Regions from separate parts of the Mus musculus genome. Here region 1 is linked to region 2. The links are chromatin loops, found by intact Hi-C in ENCODE. Cell type or tissue: heart. All regions are shown on one strand. Each heading gives the region's core, and the rest is flanking DNA. Links, peaks and the distances in the headings are about the cores only. Region 1 holds the start of Gtf2a1 (general transcription factor II A, 1). Region 2 holds the start of Cep128 (centrosomal protein 128).

Region 1 (12,284 bases), core at 1,872-9,871, 210 kb after region 2:
ACGTATGATGGGGGTGTCCACATGCCAACAAAGCACACATCCGAGGACAACTTTAGAAAGTCAGCTTTTGTTCCATTTGTCTCTTTCCAAAAATTAATGAGGACTTCAAAAAAAATTGAGATACTTTTAATGTTCAGATTTTAAAATGAGAAGTCTAGGCTTGCATAAATGATACCAATTTTCCCAGAATTAACCAGAGGGGGAGTGGGGGGGGGGGCTGGTAAGCCTTAGAGAGCTGGACTTCCCATCTGCCCCTGCATTTCACTAGTTTTAGTTCAAGGGTAGAAAGAAAAATTTCTCATACACTTACACAATCGAGAAAGCAAAAGATATTTTAAAATATTAAAAGTTCAGCAATCTATAACTCAACCTGCATACTGTTCTGTTAGAATAGTGGGTCTTCCAACAATCACTAAGAATAAAGTGTGCAGATCCTTCGCACATTTCACTATGCACAGAGTATACATATTTTTAGGACAGTCTCAGCACAGTAAACATACCTAAAGGAACCCTGCTGCACATGAACAGAATCTACAAGAAAGGCATGGTAAGCACTAGGCATGTAAGGTGCTGAACTGAGCTAATGATTCTCTTGGAGACAATGTTTGTATGCATGCATGTGAAGCCTTTAGAAGGATGTTTACTGTCCTCTCCATCACTCTCCACCCTTGCGTGGAGACAGGTCTTTCACTGAAACCTGGAGTTTCAGGCTGGTCACCAAGCTCCTGGAACCCACAGTCTCCATCCCCCAACAGTGGGTGACAGGCACATGTGGTCATACCCACCTTCTATGTGGTGAAGGAGATGTCAACTCAGACCTTCTTCATTTACTTGATGAGTCACTTCCCCAACCACACATGATGCAACTTTTAAATGAAAGAATAATAAACTACGAAATGTTCAAATCGGGTCCAACAAGTACAAAACCCCTCCAGTTTCACCTCATGCTACCACCAGAGACAAGAGCACTGTGTGTGTACAAGTGTTTGGCCTATGTACTGGCTACTTTTGTGTCAACTTGACACAGCTGGAGTTATCACAGAGAAAGGAGCTTCAGTTGAGGAAGTGCCTCCATGAGATCCAGCTGTAAGGCATTTTCTCAATTAGTGATCAAGGGGGAAAGGCCCCTTGTAGGTAGGACCATCTCTGGGCTGGTAGTCTTGGTTGTATAAGAGAGCAGGCTGAGCAAGCCAGGGGAAGCAAGCCAGTAAGAAACATCCCTCCATGGCCTCTGCATCAGCTCCTGCTTCCTGCCCTGTTTTGAGTTCCAGTCCTGACTTCCTTGGTGATAAACAGCAGTATGAAATTGTAAGCTGAATAAACCCTTTCCTCCCCAGCTTGTTTCTTGGTCATGATGTTTGTGCAGGAATAGAAACCCTGACTAAGACAGCCTACATGACTGTCTGTGCACCACTCGTGTGCTGACTAATGTCTGGAGACCAAAAGAGGGCGTCTCCTGGGACTGTACTTACAGACCATTGTGAGCCACCACGTGGGTGCTGTGAACCGGTCCCAGTCCCTCTGGAAGAACAGCCAGACTCTTAAGCACTGAGCCATGTCTCCAGTGCCCACACAAATGCCATTTTAAAAATCTAAGTATTTATTCATAAACCTAAGAAGAAAAACTAGCTCAGTGTTTAATATGTAAAAGGAGCATTTGGTGTACATAAAAGGATTTTACTCTAGTACTTACATTCTTTTATCAAGCATTTGTTCAATCGCTCCATCATAAACAAATTTTAGATTACAAATATAGGAATACAAAAAATTAAATACTATTACTGACATGTCAAGCAACTGGACCATAAAATACCACATGTGAACAAGTAAAACTATTATTAGGCATTTTGATAGGTATTCTCTATACTTAGTACACTTAATCCTAAGAACAACCACCCCATGAGTCTGTACTACCAATTCCTATCTTATAGGGAAGAAAGCTGAAATATAAGTTATCTACCTACCCAGTTAGAGGAAGTATAGAAGGGACAGTTGAGGTTTAAATCAATACCCTTCACTGCACTATACTGTCTCTCCTTAAAGTCAAACATTCATCCTATAGAAAAGTTCTTTATTACTGAACTATTCTTTTAAAAAGAGACAAACTCACAGTTTTTAGTTCCATCAGGACTTGTTCATCCACTCCGTCATCCAGAAAAATGTCTCGTACGTCATTAATAACATCTTCAATCACAGATCTATACAATTTAGGCTTTAAAGGAAAAATAAGATTCAATAAAAGACTGATTTCAAAATGTTATAGTAGGCTTTGAGAAATAATTAAATAATTATTAAATACAAGCCATTTGGCCAACTATCTAAAATTTATTTTAAATTGTGACTTTAATTAAAGATACTACAATCCTAAGCCAGGCTTATCACTCTGGAGGCAAAGACAGGAGGATATCAGAGTTCCAGGCCAGCCTGATCAATATACTGAGACACTGTAAACTAAATTTGACAATGACAGAAAACTGTAAGGCTGGGCAAAGTAGTTCATAAACCAAAGTTCTTTATGCACAGTCAACACAAATTCCAGTAATTTCCTTGATGGTGACCAAAATGTCTACCATCATGATTAATAACAGTTCATGGTCACTCCTGGTTCCTACTAGCCCTGCTTGATTTAACGCCTGTCCCATCTCACAGCCTTTCCAGGTCTTAGATGTTGGGGAACTTTTTGTTCACAAGTCGTCTCCTGGTCATACCCAGCAGTCTTATCAGCGTTTGATTATACAAAAGCTACCTTGGTTTTTTTCCCTGTCCTGGTCTACCTTCAGGCTACACCACTAAACTCTATACTGGCCATGTAATTTTAAATTAGTAGGATCAATTTCCAGCAAACCAGATGTTTTAATGTTTCTGAAATCAGTTACCCTAAAACCCTTTCCTTGGAGAGTCCAACACTTGAAGCAGGCAATGCCCTTCTCTGCTACTATGTAATTAATCATTCAGCAACCAGCCTACAACTTAACCCATTCAGAAGCGCCGTTGTTGAAGGAAAAAGGGAAATGCTAAATTCTAAACTTCACTGCAGCAGGCTTTTGTCTTTATGGCATACAAGGTCATTTAGATCTGTCCTTTTAAAACAGTATTCCAAACTCTGAAACTGGCGAATTAGAGACTGCATGTAGCATTAGCAAGTGATTAATAAAGGTTCCTTTTAGAAGATGCTAATTTTTAGGCACAATATTAGGTCACCTAGGTGGATTTTTATACTAGATACCATGCTAGCCACTGGTAAAATTAAAACCACCACTTAATCTTTAATTCTTAAAGCTCAGTTTAGGCTGTGCCTCTACACACACATCAAGCAATAGATTGTGAGCACAGATCTCACAGGGGAGAGTCAGTCACTATTTCTTTGAAAAGCTTCATGCCTTGGGTATTAAGAACACACCACCAAACTCAAGTCCTCCTCCGGAAACATTTAATGTACAACGCATTTTTTTTTTAAGCCGAGAATGTTGACCGTATCTCCTCCAAGGGGGCGGGTGGGGGGGAGGAAATCATTTTATCTGATCTAAAACGATTTAAAATGAAACTCTTATAAAGGGAAGGGAGAAAGAACAAAACGAGGCTGCAATTCTGGCCTACTTCCCACTACAAACAAAGGCAGTACACTCTAGCGGCCACAGCAAAACACTCGGGTCCGTGACAACAGCCTCCCGGCTCCGGAGCGAAATCTCGGCGTGAAAGGAGCCTAGAAATAAAATGAGCTCCGCACGCCGGCTCCTCTCGCCTCGGGAGCACGCACCTCCCAGCCCCGCGCTCAGCAGCTCTCACTATTTAAAGCCGGATCTGGTGTTTAAATGGAGAGGCGGTGACGTAGGCCTGAAAAGCACCTTCCCATCCTGGCAGAGTCTATATTAGAGAGCGGCAATGGCTCTATATAAACAGGGCAGCCAAAGGGAGGAGGACCACAAGGCGCAGGCACTGAAAAGCAGGGTAAGCGGCCGCAGCCATGATGGATCGACCCGAGTCGCCAACGGTATAGTGTCGGGCAGCCGCAGGCTGCTCTGCGGCGTTTGGGACCGGGCAAAATGAAAAAAAAAAATTTTTTTTAAAAATAAACAAACAAAAAAACAAATATTGTGCTTTATTGTCATAAAAAGAAATCAAGAGATGGGGTGGCCTAGTGATCACATTGCGTTGGTGACTCTTTTAAAAGGTTATTTTTATGTGACTGCTTTTTGCAAACCTACGTGATCGCAAGTAACCAAAAAAAAATTTTTTTTTGCTCCTTTTTAAAAAAGGGAGCAACGGGAAGAAGTAGGCAAATCTCGAGGCGAAAGCGGGGACTCTTGGGCCATTCATGTAGGCTTTGTTTGTTCTGGTGCTTAGGCTAGTCGAAGATACCGCGGGGGTTTTGCTTCCCCTTCGCCATTTTACCCACTGGGGAGGAACCGAGATAAGTGCTTTCCAACCTTCATAATTTTTTTGTCTTTTTTTTTTTCTTTCTTTCTTTCCTTTCGGAGGATTAGTAAAATCGGCCCCAAAGGAGGCTCTCCCAAAGCACCACCTCCGGAGAGCCCCCGAAGGCACGCCCGGCCTCGGCGGTATCCGAGAGGCTTCCCCAGACGCGGGGCTCGACCCGCAGCCGCTCGCTCGGGGACTGGCCGGGTCCGGGTCCCCGCGTGGGGCCATCGCCCGCCCGTCCGCGCCCCGGGGTCGGCAAGCCAGGGCCCCAACGGCCTGCGTGGCCCGCCCCGCGGCGCTCCCGGCCCCCGCCGCCCTCCTCCCGCCAGTCCTCGGCGTCCCCCCCGCCCGGCCAGGCCCGCGGCGGGCAGCGGCGGCGGTGGAGGGCGGAGGGGACCCGGTCGGGAGCGCCGCCTCGCCCGGGCCCGCCCCCGCCCGCCCGCCCGTCCGTCCGTCCGTCCCAGCCAGCCGTTGCCTGCCGCCGGAACCTTCGCAGCCCCCGCCGGCCACCGCACCACGTCCTTACCACGGTGTTTGTGTTTGCCGAGTTCGCCATTTCCACACACAACACAAACAAGAGGGAACGAGATAGAAAGAAAGGAAAAAAAAATTTAAAAAAAAAAAAAAAAAGAAAAAAAAAAAAAAACAACTGAGACCCGGAGGGTGACCCAAGTCACCCGCCAAGAGTGGGGCAAAAAAAAAAAAATCTCTCAACAAAACCGATCCAGAAGGAGTAAGAGGCGGGAGAGCAGGAGGAGGGGGGCACTCCTCCCGCAGCTAAAAACCTCGAGAATCGCCTAAAGAAAAAAGAAAAAATGGGGGAAAAAATTAGCCACGACCCCTTAGGGGGTTAGGGGGCGTCACCCGCTCCCCACTCGGCGCCGAGGAGGGAAACCAACACCGGTCACCGCTCCCCGCGCCACCGCTGCCGCCACCGGCTGCAGCTCCAGCCGTCCGGTCCGCCTGCTTCTCCCCTTTATATAGCGAGCCAACGAGCTGCGCGAGCCGCCGCCGCCGCCGCCGCCGAGAGACAGGGCGGAGGGAGGGAGGGGCGGAAAGGGCGGGGGCAGCGGGGGGCGGGGCCGAGCGCGAGACACCGCGAGAACCGCGTGCGCACGCGCGCCCGGGGCGTCGCCAGGTTTCTTTTCCCCCCCCTCCCCCCCGCCCCGGCTGGGTGGCCGGGTGGGCGGGGCCGCGGGCCTGGAGTAAAGAAGGCGCGCGCCGCGGCCTTTTCCCCACCCCCCTATGGCTCGCGCGATCACGTGGTCCGCACCCTGGCGGAAGCGGTCCGTGGCGGTGGTGGTGGCGACCGGTTGGACCGGGAGGCGTCCTCCGGAGGAGGCTGGGGTATTGAGGGAAGCCAGCGATCAAGGGTACCTAGCGCTGCGTCGGGTGGACGCGCAGCCGCTCCGGTGGAGCGGAGGAGTGGGAGTAGCCGCCGAAGCGATAGGCTTCCCCGGAGGATGGCTGCGGAGGGACGGCGGGTCACGTGGCGCGGCTTCCGGCTCCCGCGCGCTGGGGCTTGGGACAGTTTTTAAATGCGGAGTCATCTTTTGATTCGTGAGCTTAGGTCGGATGAGGAGGAAGTTCGCGCCTCTTGCAAAGGACAGACCTCGTGAAGTTGTGTATAAGTCCAAAGGCTAGGAAAGCTTTGTTCTCCCTCTGTCTACTTTACAGAATTAGGGACGCCTGTAGGTGTTTCCAGCCGTTTGTCTGTACAAAATTAAACTATTAGGTGGTTTGGCTAAAATGCCCCAAAGAGTCAGCCTCTACCAACTCAAAAGTACTTTAGATGACTTCTTAGGGTGGTAGAAATGACGAAAAAAGAAAAGGAACTCGGATACAACTACTACATATTTGACTCCCTGACATACATTACTGCTCTGTTTTTAATGTTACCAGAGTGCTGTGATTTGCACACTGGCCAGCACACAGTGACTAACCACATCTGAAACCCATGCCGTTGACTCATCAACTTGCCTGGCCTGTCCCAAGAGATCAGGCAGAGTCTGTTGGTATCTTGGAGTGCAATTCATCGGGAGTTTGACCTGGGACGTGCAAGCAAATTCTGCCTTTGTATCAATATTTTACGGAACAGATTCCTGTTTGGTAGGCAGAATTTAACAACTGCCACTTTCCCTGGTCCTAGGAATATGGGGACAAAATGTAATGTGGACGTGGGCATTTTATGTTCAAAAAGCAATCAGACAATGTCATTCTATGCCAGTGAAGCCAGATAAGTGAAATATCAAAGACTAGAAGAGCATGGAAAGACTACAGATTGTTTCCTATGACCTCAGGGAAGGGGATTAGCGAAGACTGGGACCATGCATACTAAGAAGCTGGACATAAACCTTCTCTTGAGAGAATTTTTTTTTCACCTCAGGGTTTCTCTGGCTTTCCTGTAACTCAGAGAACTGCCTGCCTCTACTTTCCCAGTGCTGGGATCAAAGGCATGCCACCACACTTGACTCTAGGATTTCTTCAACATTAGCTCCATTCTCTCCTTTAATTTCTTTTTTTTTTTTTTTCTTTTTCTCTTTTTTTGTTTGTTTGAGACAGGGTCTACAAGTTCCAGGACTACACAGAATCCTTGTAGTCCTAGCTGGCCTTGAACTCACAGAGATCCACCTTCCTCTGCTCTTTGAGTGCTGGCATTAAAGGCAAGTGCCACAGTACATTTGGCCACTAAATAGTGGCTCAACAGTTCCCTGCAAGGTGTGTCTGGTCTGGAGCACTAGAAAATAATTCACAGGACATAAGTATTTGAAATTGTGATCCAATCAACACTTTGAACATTTTGGGTTTTTTTTAAATATTAAGGTTACCGTTATCATGAAAAACCGGGAGGCCCATTCCCAGTGAGTCTCACTCTGATTTTTTAAGACTCCATGCAAGCCGGCCGTGGTGGCACACGCCTTTAATCCCAGCACTTGGGAGGCAGAGGCAGGCGGAATTCTGAGTTCGAAGCCAGCCTCGTTCTACAGAGTGAGTTCCAGGACAGCCAGGGCTACACAGAGAAACCCTGTCTCGAAAAAACAAAAAAAAAGAGAGAGAGAGAGAGAGAGAGAGATGGCTCCTCAGTTAAAAGTGCTCTTCCTGGGGACATCAGGAGACTGAAAGCAGCACGGCTCCAGCTCCTCAAGTACCTGAGCACACAAGTACAGGAATACACATGTATATACAGAAATACAAGTAAACTTCTAGAAAAAAAAAAACAATACAATCAGACTACTGGAGGCTCTTCCCATGTCTATACAGTCTAGATTGCAATGATGCCTAACACACAGTGGGTTTCCCCAAACCTCTTCCCCTTTCAGTGCCCACGTGCCTGTAAGAAACCACCAAGGATTCCATTCCAGTGTATTGTCTCTACTTCTTCAATTAGCTGTAGCACCCCTGTAGTCACAGTGAGTGTATGTCAACCAGCTTCAGATATTTTCTGATCTTATATAAAAATTCTGGAACTTAATGTTTAACTTCCAAGACAAGACTGTCCAGAAGGCGCTCAAGCAAAACTGTATCATGTTTCTTTTTAACTGACCCTCCTCCTTTCTTCTAAAGCTTGAATGCCTTCTAATTGTAATAGCCCTTTGTATAAAACACACTGGATTTCCAATTTTGAGTTTATATAATATTTTTGAAAGATGTATTTACTTTATTTATATGAGTACACTGTAGCTGTCTTCAGACACACCAGAAGAGGGCGTCAGATCTCATTACGGGTGGTTATGAGCCTCCTTGTGGTTGCTGGGATTTAAACTCAGGACCTCTGGAAGAGCAGTCAGTGCTCTTACCCGCTGAGCCAACTATCCAGCCCCTAAGTTTATATTTTTAATGAATGTAGATACAGCTTATATTTTTAATGTATGTAGTGCCTTTTTTTGTAATGAATATCTTTCTCTAACTTCAAAATATTTTATATAGGCAGATAAAAATATCTGTATTAGCCAGGGATGGTAGGCACACCTTTGATTTTAGGCAGAGGCAGGAGGATCTCCGTGAGTTCTAGGACAGTCAGTAATATGTAGAGAGATCCTGTCTCAAACAGAAAAAAACAAGAGAGTTAGTCACAAATGCCTGAGAGTTCTACTCTGTGCTACAATAGTAACAACAATACTCTGTAACAACAATAGTGCATTTTGTTAGTGTCTCCTGTATTAATAATTAAACATACTAGACTACATTATAGCTGTCTTTTTAGGAAGAAAACAAGACATTTTCTCTCAATAGAACAACAACAGCAAGAACAACAACAACAAAAAACCCTATATGTTCTGGAGACCAGGACCTCCATGATGATACCCAAATGATTAAAATGATCCTTACATAGTCTACAGATTGAAATGCTAATCTCTTGTCAACATGGGAGAGAAGAAATACATATTTAAGACAATACAGAGCAGAAACAAAATTCACTAGTATTGAGTCTTTAAGACTCATGATGAGCTACTTGAAGTCAACCTAGCGGCAACAAGTACCAGTAGTACCTAGATTGTGTGTGATATTTCAGTACCAGTAGTACCTAGATTGTGTGTGATATTTCAGTACCAGTAGTACCTAGATCGTGTGTGATATTTCAGTACCAGTAGTACCTAGATTGTGTGTGATATTTCAGGGCCACTGCTTTTGAGAAGGTCTGTTTTCTAATTTTAAGCCACGAGCAGGAAAAGCCTTCCTTAAAACAAGAACAAAGCCTCAATTATTTATTTCATAAAATATGTATCTCAAAGAGCTTAAAAAATGACCAATCCAGTAACTTCGAGTAACACTTGTTTCTGGATTGTGATCTTGAACTATTTTTCCCTAAGAGGAGTCAAGGTTGCTTGGAGACAGTACTGATGCTGTAACAGACCCCCCCAGATTTTAGCACAACTGACTCTGATGAAAGTACCTTTGAGACCATAAAACCCAGCATATAACAGCACCACCAGCCGAAACAAAGACCTAACCCATCAAAGTCCATAGAAAAATCTCTAAAGTACTAACCTTGTTTCTTAGGTTCTGTAGTTTTTAGCTAACTGTTCTTGTTAAGTGAAGTATGACAAACCAAGATAATGGTTTTGAGCTTAAAAGCTCACCCTGAAAAAGGCTTGGGGTGACACTGAAATCCCCAACACCCACTGTACTTGCCAGCGGGCTAATAAAGACTCCGTTGGCTTAGACCTGTGAGTAGGCTTCTCTCGTGGGTACCCTATAACAGCTCCATAATAAATGGTACAAAAAAATACTTCTGTAGGAACCCAGCATGTAATTCAGTAGATTACATAGTTCACATGAAGCTCTGGGTTCTATGCCCAGCACTGTCTAAAACTGAACATAGTGCTGGGAGCCTGTAATCTCATCAAGTGAGGCCAGAGCAAAAGTCACAAAAGCTCAGCGCTGGCCATAAGTTCATATCCAACCTGAGTTACATAAAAACCTTGTCTCAAAACAAAACAAAAAACCCCTCCAAATAAAATTCACAAGTAGTATTCATCCAAGCCAAATGTGGAATATCTTTTCCTACAGATAACCAAAGAGAAGAATTTAAATCCTGTTTTAACCAAGTATCACGCGTTAAGTAGCTTAAACAAGTATTTTTTTCCATGGCACTGGAAACTAGCCTTTAAACTACTTAAACCGGTTCCATACAGCCACAGTCGCTGGATAGAATCCTGTAACGGTTAACTGCCTTGTGTTAATTTGCCTGTGCTAATGAACGTTGAGATAAGTAATAAAATATTATTTATGAGTGTGTCTGTGGAGGTGTATTGTGGTTTGGATATGCATTGGACGCTTGGCTGCCAATGGATGGGGTTTTAGTAAGTGATTGGATTCTTGAGGCTCTGTTCTAATAGACAGATTAGTCTCTTAATAAAGGGATAATGTGCGTTGTATTATTGGGGGTTGTTGTCAAGTAGGAAATGGGGCCTACCCAGAAAATGGGCCACTAGAGGCATTCCCTCCCTTGGAGGTTAGGTCTTGCCCTAGGCCCTTTGTGTAAGCCTTGTTTCCTCTGCTTTCCCACTGTGATGTGATTCAGTCGGTTCTGCCTTACCCTCCCTCCCCTGAGAGTCTGAAACTATGAATTAAAATAATCTTCCCTCGGCTTTAAATTGTTCCCGCGGGTATTTTAGTCACAAATATTTGAAAGTCACCAAGACAAGTTTTTTCAGTGGCATTTGCATAAGTAAAACAAATACTACAGATTACAATCAGGATGGGAATTCTTATCCTATCTGTCAATGGCCAGAGGGGGACAGAAAGACAGAACGGAGGTGAATTCACTTCTGCGCGTTTCTGGTGAAGCATCTGTCTTCCTAGAATTTCAGCATTTCTGGTTCTCAGGGTTTTAAGATCGGCCTGGGAACTTAGAGCACGATACCCTTACGTTTCTGTCTCTCGCTTTAGTTCTCAGTCCTACAGATTTAGGCCTGGTCTTATACCACTGGCTCTGAGATTTTTCCAAGTCATTGGAATCTCCCAGGTCTTCCACGTGCAGATGGCTGGTCACTGGATCTCTGGGCCTCAATAATGATGTGAGTCTGTTCTCCACATGTGTCTTGTTTCTTTATAGACTGCAAATAATCTCTCTTCCTTGCTTATTCCCAGTATCAGGAGCCCAGTCATCATCTCCTCAGTGTTCCCTAGTTTCTATACTGTTTGTACTCACTATGTAGCCCAGACTGTCCTTGAACTCATGGAAATCCTCCTGCCTCCACCTTGTGAGTGCTGCCATTGCCCATGTGAGCTGCCCCACCAGAGCCACAATTTGTAAAACCATTGTACTGGCTAGTTTTGTGTCAACTTGACACAGCTGGAATTACCACAGAAAAAGGAGCTTCAGTTGAGGAAATGCCTCCATGAGATCCAACTTTAAGGCATTTTCTCAATTAGTGATCAAGGGGGAAAGGCCCCTTGTAGGTGGGACCATCCCTAGGCTGGTAGTCTTGGGTTCTATAAGAGAGCAGGCTGAGCAAGCCAGGGGAAGCAAGCCAGTAAAGAACATCCCTCCACTGCCTCTGCATCAACTCCTGCTTTCTGACCTGCTTGAGTTCCAGTCCTGACTTGGTGATAAACAGCAGGATGGAAGTGTAAGCTGAATAAACCCTTTCCTCCCCAACTTGCTTCTTGGTCATGATGTTTGTGCAGGAATAGAAACCCAAATTGGTACCATCATACTGGGGTATTCCTGTGACAACCTGACCATGTTTTGGGGAGGACTGTGGAAGGACTTTGGAACTTTGGGCTAGAAGATCCATTCAGTGTTAAGAGCTCTGTCAGATGTTGTGTAGGAGCTTGGAAGATAATGTTGAGAACAGTGCAGAAGATGGAGGCCTGGCTTGAGAAATTTCAGAGGGAAAATTAAAGACTTTTTTCAGGGCTATTGCTAATTTGTGAAGATTCTTTGGTTCTGGTTAGCTGGGGCTGAAGAATCGGCTGTGATTAACAAGATACCAGAACTACTAAGGCAAAAACTTTGCATTACTGGGACTATTGATGCTGGTTAGCTGAAGCTAAGAAATTAGCGGTGATTAAGAAGAGACCAGCATCCTTGAGGTGACATCTTCTGGGAAGTGTTTTTTGAGATCACAGAGCCTGTGTTCCAGAGATAACCAAGGTTGTACCTTATGCGGTGGCTGGACTTGGTGATGTGTAAGAGTTACCCAGGTGGTACTGGTTTTGAAGGCATGAAGTTGTCACAAAGAGCAGCTGAGGCTCGGCACTATGAGAGGCCATGGAAGGCCATTGGTGAAGGTACAGCCTCAGTTGTGACAGCCCAGTACTGAAGGGGTCATGCAGTGTTTTTGGAGATGCCAGTACCATGAGATGACCACCAAGAGCAGCAGCAGTGGAGTACAGGCATCTGGCACCTAGAGGAC
Region 2 (12,284 bases), core at 2,742-10,741:
TCTGTGAATCAGGAATTCAAGACCCCAGCTAGCCACCCTTCTCACAGCCTTCACTATGCCATGAAGCCAACTCCTGTCCACTCCTCCTTATTTCAATCTGCTTATCGCTTCAAGCAGTGCAAAATACGGCCGCGTGAAGTCTTCCATCTCCAGGCAAAGGCAGTCTTTCCTTCTCACAGCTCTGACATCTCAGTGCTGCTCATCTCAAGCAAGACAGGTGTTGAACATTCCCATAAAGTCGTGACTGTTTGTACCACGGAACTCTTTTCCAACTATGTCACACTCCACTCACCATGGGGTCTATCCAGTCTTACTACCTTGTAAAATTCTTTTCACCCTCTGAACCTTTCTAAGGGCCACATTCCTAATGATCCATCCTTGTCTCCTACTTCCCAGTCAAGATTCAAATCGGAGAAAGGTCTGTGAGAAATCCTCCCTTCTCCGCCCAAGCCCACGTCTGGCCCCAGTGCACTCTGCTGTACTCCCATGGTAGATACTGCGGCAACCCAGCCTATGCAGTTCTGTCTGGCCATTTCCTATCCATCTGTGAACCCTAGAAGTCTCAACAAAGACTGATTCATGATTTGCTACAGTTATACGGGCCTTATCCCCACAAACATTTACTTGCTGGAAACTTGCTCTCTAAGATTGACAATCTAGAGGCAGTGGAACCTCTACATCAGTGGATCTCAACCTTCCTAGGGCTGCAACCCTTTAATACAGTTCCTCATGTCGTGGGGACCCTAACCATAATATTATTTCATTGCTACTGTATAACTGTAATTTTACTACTGTTATGAATCGGATATGTGACCCCCCCCACAAGGGGTCGTGACCCAAAGGTTGAGAACCAGTGCCGTGAATTAGAGGAAGGACACTAAGAGCACCTCAAAGAGGGGCTAATCTCCAGCTCTTATGAATAGGTTAGGTCTTGGGCAACTGGACTACACATCTGAAACATAGATTCTTATAAAGCCAGTGTGCCTTTATCAGTGGCTCTCCCACTCGCTCTCTCACAACATGACCTTCCCTGACCCACTCATCTATTCTTCCCTACTATGATGTAACACATTAATGGTTCAAGGATGTGTAGCAGAACACAGGACTATGCTGGTAGGACTCTGTGACAACTAGGATTGTAAACCACACAAACCTATTTCTTTTATAAATCACTCAGTTTCAAATATGCCCTTAAAGAAACTCAAAGTGGATCAGACATGGTTGGAGCCCAGCAGTCAGCACAGTATCTGGCGTGTGCTGGACCACTAGCAAATTAATTTGCAACTAGATTTTTTTTAATTATCCTGTCTCAATTAATCTAGAAACAAAGTTCAAAGTACAGAGCTGTACAAATAGCAAGAACTAGTTAAGCAATTACTAAATGGAGAAATTTCATTAACAAAGGGTCTAAATTAATTATTTGAAGTCTTAAATCAATATTGATTGAGCCATGTACTATTACTATGAATACTATTAATACTAATGTCTATTAGTATTAATAAACAAGGCAGCATTTCAAATTTATGTAGCATATACTAAAACTGCCTAGTGACTGGGCCAAACCAGAGTTTACTCAATTATTTGTGAAGTCATTTGAACTTACAATGGTCACTTGCAGCTACTTGGTTACATAGAGTAAGTGCACTTAGTACAATTGCCTGTACTATTTAAACTCCAAATTATATCATCTCTTCTTCACCAGAGCTCTTCATCCGGTGAGTTTCAACATACCAATTATTGCTTACGAACAAATCCATTTTTGACATTTAAAAACCTTCACCTGCCCACCATGAAGCTTTTCCTTTTACCTCAATCTGTAAAACTGACTATCCATCTTTTAAAATAACAACCATAGCACACTTCTTCCTCAACGTCGCTCTTCATTGGAAAGAGTCTAGCTCCAGCTCGGCTTTTAATTCGCACACCCATTCATGTGTGAACTTGCTCATTCACAAGCGCTCACTCATTCACTCAGGAGCACCTGTTTCACGACAAACCCTGTGCACACAGAGATTGGAAATGTCCGTCACGTAACCACGAATGGTGGCTTCTCCAATCCTCCAGTCATTTAGCAGTATGCAGATTTATGTTAAGGGCTATTATATTAATCATAGGAAGATGAGTAGCTGAGAAAGGCTTGCTAAGTCTCTTCAGGTCATTTCTAAATAGCAGAACAAGACACCGGAAGCAAAGGAAAAACTCAGAATGTGTGCATTATAGAGGAGCCAGGGGGAGTAATTAGCTCTTCAAAAAGCACACAAAAATAATAACACTCCAGTAGTAAAAGGCACAACAGGAACACAGACAGGCAGTTCACAGAATAGAAGTGTCCCTGCCAAATGCATAAATATACTTCATCTCTCTGAAGAACTGAAAATTAAAACAATAAAATGGTGTCCTTGTTCTTCTGTTTGGGACAGATGAGCAAAGCTCTCACCCTCAAGGTTAACAAGGACACTCTATGGTGTACAAGTAGTAGTTACAAAAGCTAGCAAGGTGGCTCAGCAGATAAAAGCACTTGTCTTGAGTTCAGTCCTGGGAGCCCATGATGGAAGAAGAGAGCCAACTGCCAAAAGTTGTCCTCTGCCTTCTACATGCCTGTAGCACACACCCCTGCACCTGCCCGCAATGGTTAAGTAAGTAAAAGCATACTGTCTATAAACATGAGGGCAACTTTTCTAGAGAATGACTTGGCAAAACAAGTAAATACACACACTTTGACTCAGAAACTCTGCTTCTATGATCAGTGTCTCAAGAAAACAAAAGTATGTGCATGTGCGGGGAGGGTGTGGGAGGGGGTATGGGTGTTTGTGTGTACAACTTATGTATAAGATACATGTATACGAATTTCATTTAAGAATTATAAGAAACAAATCCCCTGGTTGAGGGATACATTAACTATATCTAATCACTAAGCCACAAAGGTAAGAGTTCAAACAGATAAGGCAGTGGCCCAGGTAAGTGGAGCACACCTTGAATCCTAGCACTGGGGAGGCTGAAGCAGGGGTTCTGAGTTCCAGATCAGCCTGGGCTGTATTCCAAACCTTGCCTCCAGTATTTGTATGACCATTTAACAATACAGAGTTACATAGGAAAACAGACTTTAAAGAGCATGACTATATTCAAGACAGTCTAATGAGCCCCCTAACATGATGAAAGGTCTAATAGTGAATCTATCCTGAAGCATCTTTATACGAGTTCCAAATGTGTCAATTTGTGTAGGTAAGAATTCCTAGAGTGCATTAACCAACTAGACTTACATCTTGCTAACTCAAAAATTCCTGAATTCTAAGAATTTTCCATATGAGAAGTCTTGGTAGGAACTGAGTGCAGGGCCCCAGAACGCCTGCATCAGCGCCTCTCACCAGCAAAATACAACAGAAGGCATTCTTTCCAAAGTCCAGAATCTTGAATCTATTACAAAAATTAAGCTTTAACACTAAATCTTTGATAACCAGTGACAGTTTGTGTTGAACATTATCAAATTATGGAAATCACAAATTACAACTATTTACCTCAATAGACCATTTATTGTGTTTAAAAAAGAAAAGAAAAAGTCAGATCATTTAAACATTTAAAAAGATCAATCCGGAAATGTTGAGTGTCAGTCAAATCCACTAGAGAACAATTATAAATAGCCAAGAGGCAGGACTGGGAATCTGTGGTTGGAAAATCTGGAAACAAAACTCACTCTTTTGGCTCAGGAATTTCCAAGCAAGGAGCCTATTTGCACCTTGAACACATTTCTGACAAATGCTTATAAGTGTGAAAAGGAGTTGAACGTATTGCCTGGGAAAGGGACCCCAGCCCTCTTTGGGAGAGAGCAGGTTTCCAAACACCTGTTTAATAAAAGCAGCTACACTGCTGGTTTTGGTAAAGGTGAAGGTGTGTGTCCACTCATTTGTTCATCTGATTTCTTTTTGCTGTACCATGCACAGCTACCCTGTTTTAATTTTATATGAATATCAAAAGGGGGCTTCTTGCCCCACCCCAATTCCTACTTTTGGCATGGCCCTTCCCACTTTGAATATACAGTAAATGTAGACCATTTCCTCAGATGCTACACTTGGGAAAAAAGCATACTTACAAAGTGCACTCCCAGAACTCTGCGCTGCCGTCCTTTGAGCTCAGGGTACCTGCCTCCTATCATTTCTTCATGAGGTTCAGGGCAAGAGGTCTAGTCGAGTAGATGATCTTTTGGGTTGCCTCTACACTCCCTCCAAAACACCTACAAACCAACGAGACAGGGAGCAGACAGAACTATAACTTGAATTTTTAATGAAAATGATTTTATCTTTCTGTACTGGCTAGTTTTGTGTCAACTTGACACAGCTGGAGTTATCACAGAGAAAGGAGCTTCAGTTGGGGAAACGCCTCCATGAGATCCAGCTGCACGGCATTTTCTCAATTAGTGATCAAGTGGGGAGGTCCCCTTGTGGGCGGTGCCATCTCTGGGCTGGTAGTCTTGGGTTCTATAAGAGAGCAGGCTGAGGAAGCCAGGGGAAGCAAGCCAGTAAGGAACATCCCTCCATGGCCTCTCTGCATCAGCTCCTGCTTTCTGACCTGCTTGAGTTCCAGTCCTGACTTCCTTGGTGATGAACAGCAATCTGGAAATGTAAGCTGATCAAACCCTTTCCTCCCCAACTTGCTTCTTGGTCGAGATGTTTTGTCCAGAAATAGAAACCCTGGCTAAGACACTTTCCTATGCACAGATCAGAGAATACCGGGAGGAGTGAAAATACACTCCTATGCCGTCCAGAAGCCCATGTGGTACCAGATGCCCAGCCTGCAAATCCCTAGCACCCGGTATCTTCTATCCATAACTCACCATCACTAGACTTGCTAGGTCACGCTAGAGGGTGAGTTGTACCCCAAGTCTAGAGAAAGTACTCACTCTGAGTATATCTATCAGGTGGGAGACTAACTTTAGTAGTAAGATTAACATGCAGGCTCATTTGTAAGTCTAGGCTAGCCTCCACCTCTTTAAAGGCAATATTATATATGTATGGTGGATCAGTTCTCACAGTGATCAAACAAATAAATAAACAAATGCATTGTGTATTTGGTTGTAGGAAAGTGCAAAGGGTAGAAAGGATTCTCAACACTTTATGGCTACTTCTAAAACTGTAAGGACCCTTAGAAAAATCATCTAACAAAGCCGATATCTGTATACTTCAATAAGCATTCCAAGAAGGGTATTCTGGGAAAAGAAAAGAGATGTGAGACTAGGAGATGTTCAAGAGGCCAGTTAAGCAAAGGCTTACTACACACTTATCTAACAAAGCAGCCTTCATCACATGACGAGCCCTAGGCACGATGAAATTTCTCTACGTTAGTGGTTCTCAGCCTTCCTAATGCCACGACCCTTCAATACAGTTCCTCATGTCATGGGTTGGTCCTCCAACCATAAAATTATCTGTGTTGCTACTTCATACCTGTGGTTTTGCTCCAGTCATGAATTATAATTTCAATACCTGTGCTTTGCAATGGTCTAAGGTGACCCCTGTGAAAGGGTCATGTGATTCCCCATGCTGACGCGACTGGCAGGTTGAGAACCACTGCCCTATACCAAGCTACAGCTGTCAAAGTTCATCTTCTCTCTTGCCTGTCCAGTGCAGCAGTTATATGGCTATGACAATAGAAACCTGGCCAGCTCAAATTGATACACACTATGAATATGAAATATCAGTATATGCCAGATTCTGAACATCCTATACCATTATCAAAAAACATAAGGCCCTGGTAGTACCAGAAGCCTCTGCTCTCTGCACGTGGAGGATGAGGCAGGTAGATCTCTGCAATGTCTAGACCTGTCTGGGCTACACTGTGAGTTCCAGGTCAACCAGTGCCACACAGTGGAACCCTATCTATAAATAAATAAATAAATAAATAAGCAAACAAACAAACAACACAAAAGTTTCATATTTGCTACTTGTATATTTACGTGAAGTAAAATATACTTCAGTACATTTTATGCCCTGGGCCAAATAAATTAAGATTAGTCTCAGAAGTTTCCTTTTACTTTTATTGTAATACAGGTACTATAAAACTAAAAACCACTTGAACGGTTCGTATGCTATTTCTGTTAGACGCAGGAAGTTTTAGGAAGAAGTAACGAGAATTTGCTAGGTGCTAGGCACTGTGCCAAATGCTTTGCATAATCCTAACAAGGACGCTACAACATCGAGCTTTGCCTAACAGACCCACTCCCTTAAACCAACCCTGACTGGCAGCTGGGATTCAAAGTTTGGTATTTTTATTAATTAATTCCAAAAGGGGGCGACTAACCACTATGACCCCGGGCATCTCCTTACTTAGCAGAGGAAAATCGAGTGACGAAAGGACAGAGATATGCACCAATTATACCCCTGGGGCAGTCAAAACCAATGTCAGACAGCTTGAAGCGCCTAGGAGGGAGCCCTGGGCAAGCTGCTCCAAAGCCAGGACAAGGCGCGTTGAGTGAGGTGGCCAGGACCTGACCGTGGACGAGCTGCTGAGGGATGCAAACACGCCATGACCCCCACGTCACCAAACACTGCACCCACACTCCCGGTCCACCCCGCGTACCCGTGCAGATCTTGTGTCTCCACCCTAGGACAAGGGGAAGTGGGACGCAAATGTCTCTGCAGGGGGAAATGAGAGAAAGGACAAGAGAACAGAGAAGGGCAGGTACCTTAGACCCAAGGTGACTCCAAGTTCTTAACGCCGGATCATCACCGAGGCCCCACCCGGCTCCCGCGGCTACCAGCGACCCCGAAGGTGCAACTGACCCAACGCTGCCTCGCAACCGACTCCGCTCACCCGGGACTTGCAGCTATGGCAACTTGAACTAGCCGCCCAGGCACCGCTAGAGCACAAGACGCGCCGCCGCCGCCTGGCCCTCTGGGAGCTGTAGTCCATCCCACACTCCAGAGCAGGGAGATGTAGCAAGAAATAACAGGAAATGACAGGAGATAAACTGCAAGTCCCAGCATGCTCTGAGCAGGGCCTCTACTTGCCTTTCCCGGAAGAAACTGGCTAAGCGGTCTTTACAGACCTGGAGCCCTGCCTTCTTTTCCCGCACTAATTTTGTTTTTTTTAAGGGCCAGTAGCCTGTGAAGCCGCAAACTCCTGCTCGAAAGTGAATTCAAATGTCTCGCGACACTGAGTGTAATTTTACTTATTAGGACACATCAAAGGATAAAAGCCAACAGTGAGATTTTAAAATCGCTTTAACGTCCTATTCTAATGGCTTAAGGCTTGGAGGGGAGTAAACAAGTTTATCAAGTGAAACACTCTCTGCCTGGAGTGACTAAGATCTCACCTCTCCTCCCTGGCAAACTACAAATGCAATATGAGGTAGTATGTTCCTTACTAGCTTGTTATGTCCTCACAAGAAAATGAAAGAAGTGTTTTCTGCTCGGGGGGGTGGGGGGGGGAGTCAGTTTCAGCTATAATGAGAGAATTAAAACCTTAAGGAAGGAGAGCTTTGAGAAAAACTAAGAAGTGAAAAATAATTAGGCACCTTTCTTTTCCTTCTACTCTGTCAAAGAGAGAGAGAGAGAGAGAGAGAGAGAGAGAGAGAGACTCGATCCTCCCCAAAGCTAGAATTAAATTTTATCTGATCTATGAAGGTTTTCCTGAAGCCTAAAAAACAGTTATCAATGCTTCTTAACCTGTGAGTAGCGACCTTCAGAAAACACATATTTCTGATGGTCATAGGAATTGAGAAACCACTCCATAGCAAAATTACAGTTTTGAAGTGGCAATGAAAATAAATTGATGGTTGGGGATTCCTAACACCATTGGAAATATATGTTTTCTGATGGTGACGCACAGGTTGAGAACTGCTGATCATTGTATAATCTAGGTTTTCTATTGTGGACATTTTATGTTAGAATCATGAATTACCCACTTAATCTTCCCACTTAGGGATTGAAACAAATGGATCTGACCTTTTAAAATATCTCCTTCCCCCCAAAGTCCCCACCCTGCTCACTTAAAGGCTTTTCCTATCAAGTTTAAGCATAAATTTTTCTAAAGATTTACCTAAGTAATTGCATCCACAATTGTGCCTCTCCAAGACACTACAGCTGACACAGAGAGCAACTTAATTCAGAACAACCATACCAGCAATGCCTGCAGAGGCATAATGGCTCTGTTCGTTAATAGCTAAGTTTCACAAGATAATTTTATTCAGTTTAGCAAATATGAATATTGAATCATCTTAGGATTCTGTCTTCTAGAGAGAAGACACAGGGGTAATGAAGAGATTTAAAAGTACCATTGTTTTGCTTCAGTTGCTTAGAGCCAATGGAAGGAGATGAATGGAAGCAATTCATGACAGTGGTGGAGGGGAGACCACTGCCACAGGATCTATGTAGAAACACAAGAGAAACCCTTCCTTAGGAAAGTATATCTGATCAACTGCCAAAAATGTATTACCCAAATGCTAGAATAACTTTGGTTATACGTGAGTGCATTACATTAGTAAAAATTAATTGTTAATAATATTGTTGTCCAGCTGTGTGTGTTCAGTTCTATTGACTCCGTTTTAAAGTGATATTGGACAAACAAAGAAAAAAAAAAAAAACCTCTGAAGACACAGGTGGGACCACAGAAACAAGATTTGAGTTAATTGTGATTAGAAATTTGTATATGCATGATTAAATTAATACCTAACATCAACTGCCTTTATTAACAGATGTGGCATGGTATGGGGATTAAAAGTAGTAAAGTCAGATCATAGAATGGGTCTCCTTTGCTTCTTAACAAGATATATTTTTAATCGGAAAATTGTGTTGTGGCTCCCAAAGACTCTGAATTCCTTTTCATTGACACGGCTGGTCCGTGTCATCCACACCACCAGTCCATTGGAGCTGAGTCACATGAATCTAGACTTGGGCAAAGCTAGGAGAGTTCCTTGAGGTATTCCTCCTTTGTCCATCATGCAGCAGGAGTGGGCATGGTGAGTCAGTTTGCTAAGCCTGCCATAACAAAACACCAAAGAAAAGGTGGCTTGAACGATGGGAATTAACGTGAGAGACTGAGAAAGAGAGAGAGAGAGAGAAATACTTCATATACCAGAAGGCTGAAAGTCACAGATCGAAGTGCCAGCCAACTGGAGTGCTCTCATTATCTTCTGTGTGGCTTTAAATGCCATTGTCCTTTTGTGAGCACAGAGCTGGTTTATCTCGTTACCTGTTTAAAAAAAAAAAAAAAAAAAAAAAAAAAAAAAAAAAAACACAGTTCTATTGGATTAGGGACGAAATCTGATGGACTTGCTTAATGTTATCTCTTTAATGAACCTGTCTCCAAATTCTACTTTTATGTCTTTAACAAATGTGTCTCCAAATTCAGTCACACAAGCAGTTTCAAAAAAAAAAAAGTGAATTTTGTGAGGGCAAGAAACAGTTCAGAAGGTAACAGCACTCTGGCCCAGGAAGCCTTAGGTTCGTTAGTGTACCCCAGTGCAGAGTACCAACAGAAAAGTAGACAAGGGAGATATCTCCAGATGCCTTGCCTACATCACATCATAGGATACAGGCTAAATGTAGAAACAATCACATCCACATCATGGGTCCCCAGAAGTCTTGTGTATATTACAGAAGCCCCCTTCCTCTGACATGCTGGCAAGGAGTAGACACTCAAAACAGGCCAGGCCTATGGGGGTCCTTAGGCACTGAGAATTTAAAATGAAATCCAAATTCCTATTTTATTTTCTGATTATTTTGATGTTCAGGTAAAAGCTGGAGTAGTCACCAGGAAAGGGGCATCTTCATCTACATTCAACAAGCAGCTGAAAACGTCATTCTGAGGATAGATGGCAATAGAAACAAAAGGTAATAGGAAATACACCCTAGAGAATAGAGACCTGCTTCCTGACAGCTTCCATGTTCCTGGCCCCATCCCCTGGTTAGTCCTACCAACGTTGCTTGTACAGACTAGTGTTCCAGGAGGCAGAGCAGTGGTTCTCAGCCTCTGGATTGAAACCCCTACGAGGGTTACATGTTAGATATCCTGCATATCAGATATTTACATTACGATTCATAACAGTAGCAAAATTACAGTTATAAAGTAGCAATGAAATAATGTTATAGTTGGGGGTCACCACAACATGAAGGAATTAAAGGGTTGCAGCCTTAAGAATGTTGAGAACCACCTCACTAGAGGACGCTGAAGGTTAAATGTGCAGACTCAAACCTTCGTTGTAATAACCAATGGCTATATGACTTCAATCATAGTGCTTCCTCTGAGATTATTTTCTTCTATCAACAACAGGAAAGAGTACTATCTCATAAGCAATATTGCTTCAAGGAAAAAATAAAGTAACATGTAAGATAAAAAGCATCACATATTGTTTCTTCATCAGATGGAGCCCTAAATATATGCTAATTGATGAGAACTAAATTCACCCTATAACAGTCCCGTGAGCAACAGGACTTTATTTTGTTCTTTGTGTGTGTGTGTGTGTGTGTGTGTGTGTGTGTGTGTGTGTATTTTATTTACATTTCAAATGTTCTCCCCTTTCCTGGTCTCCCCCACCCCAGACCACCTATCCCACTCATTCCCCCTCCCCCTGCTTCTATAAGGGTGTTCCACCCACCCCTGTCTCCTTGCCCTCGAATTCCCCTGCACTGGGGCATCGAGCCTTCAGAGGACCGAGGGCCTCTCCTACCATTGATGCCCAACAAGGCCATCCTTTGCTACATATGGGGCTGGAGGCATGGGTCCCTCCATGTGTACTCTTTGGTTGGTGGTTTAGTCCCTGGGAGCTTTGAGGGGTCTGGTTGGTCGATATTGTTGTTCTTCCTATGGGGTTGCAAACCCCTTCAGCTCTTTCAGTCCTTTCCTTAATTCCTCCATTGGGGACCCTGTGCTCAGTCCAATGGTTGGCTGTAAGCATCTGCTTCTGTATTGTTCAGGCTCTGGCAGAGCCTCTCAGGAGACAGCCATATTAGGATCCTGTCAGCAAGCACTTCTTGGCATCCACAATAGTGCCTGGGTTTGGTGTTTGTAGATGGGATGGATCCCAGGTGGGGCAGTCTCTAGATAGCCTTTCCTTCAGTCTCTGCTCCACACTTTGTCTCCATATTTCATCCCAAGAGTATTTTGTTCTCCCTTCTAACAAGGACTGAAGCATCCACACTTCAGTCTTCCTTCTTGAGTTTCATGTGGTCTGTGAATTGTATTTTGGGTATTCTGAGCTTCTGGGCTAATAACCACTTATCAGTGAGTGCATACCATGTGTGTTCTTTTGTGACTAGGTTACCTTACTCAGGATGATATTTTCTAGTTCTATCCATTTGCCTAATTATTTCATGAAGTCATTGTTTTTAATAGCTGAGTAGTACTCCATCGTGTAAATGTACCACATTGCTGTGAAGAGACACCATTACCACACCAACTCTTATAAAGGAAAACATTTAATTGGGGCTGGCTTATAGTTCAGAGGCTTAGTTCACTGTCGTCATGGTGGGAAACACGGTGACAGGCAGGCAGACACGGTACTGGAGAGGACCTGAGAATTCTACATCTGGATTCACAGGCAGCATGAAGAGAATGCCACACTGGGCAGGGCTGAGTATCTGAGACCTCAAAGCCCACCCCCAGTTACATACCTCCTCCAACAAGGCAACATCTACTCCAACAAAACCATATTTCCTAATAGTGCCACTCCCTATGGTCTATGGGGGCCATTTTTATTCAAACTATCACAGATTGGCAGAAAGAGACAACACTGTCTCAAGCAGAAGGCACAAACGTGTTTCACCTTGCAAACTCATACCACTGTGAAACAGCAACATCATGTCTAGGTTGCAAAAGAATAAGTATCTAAATATTCTCAAATATTTATTTTTAACATTCTCTGTTCCCCGCTTCTGTTTAAGCAAATTAAGTTTCTCTACGTTCAGGGAAAAGAGGGGGCTTGAGAGTGGAAAAGAAGAAAAGGGATCACTTTCTTGCTTCAAAGAGTGCAATACAAAGAATCTCAAACAGGACTGGCTGTAGGATTTGCAAAACCCAAAGAAAAATTAAAATGTGAGGCCCTTGTTCAAGACTCACTGAGGTGCAAATCAGATGCACAGTGGGTAAAAGTGTTTGATGGGCTAGCCTGGCAACAAGTCTCTCAACCCATGGAAAGGTAAATAGTAAGAACCAGCCCCACAAAGTTGTTATCTGACATCCACATAGGAGCCATGGCATGCACCATTATACACCCACACATACACATTCCCCTCACACACATACACATCATGCTTCCAAATAAATAAATAAATAAATAATAATAATAACAAATTTAA

Evidence for each region. Hi-C counts contacts between places; a loop is a spot of excess contacts. Peaks named below come from ENCODE experiments on the same cell type or tissue, not always from the same donor. Only the 100,000 strongest peaks of a DNase experiment are listed, where the experiment ranks them.
Region 1: a loop joins it to region 2, with 4 times the contacts of the local background. A loop is called at or near these places in 6 of 42 quality-filtered maps.

Annotation. Positions count from the first base shown.
Region 1 is chr12:91,584,590-91,596,873 of GRCm38, forward strand. Gtf2a1 (general transcription factor II A, 1) reads right to left here and starts at 5,060. Exons shown (of 9, transcript NM_031391.2): 1 at 4,946-5,060; 2 at 2,111-2,212. The coding sequence starts at 4,975. In heart, for the core only: CTCF peaks have their summits at 3,650 and 5,692; DNase peaks (open chromatin) are centred at 3,882, 4,682, 5,442, 5,662 and 1 weaker place; H3K4me3 peaks cover 4,204 bases; H3K27ac peaks cover 3,952 bases.
Region 2 is chr12:91,377,561-91,389,844 of GRCm38, forward strand. It overlaps Cep128 (centrosomal protein 128), which reads right to left and starts at 6,849. Exons shown (of 26, transcript NM_181815.3): 1 at 6,674-6,849; 2 at 4,088-4,228. In heart, for the core only: CTCF peaks have their summits at 6,860 and 7,060; a DNase peak (open chromatin) is centred at 6,911; H3K4me3 peaks cover 1,719 bases; H3K27ac peaks cover 1,375 bases.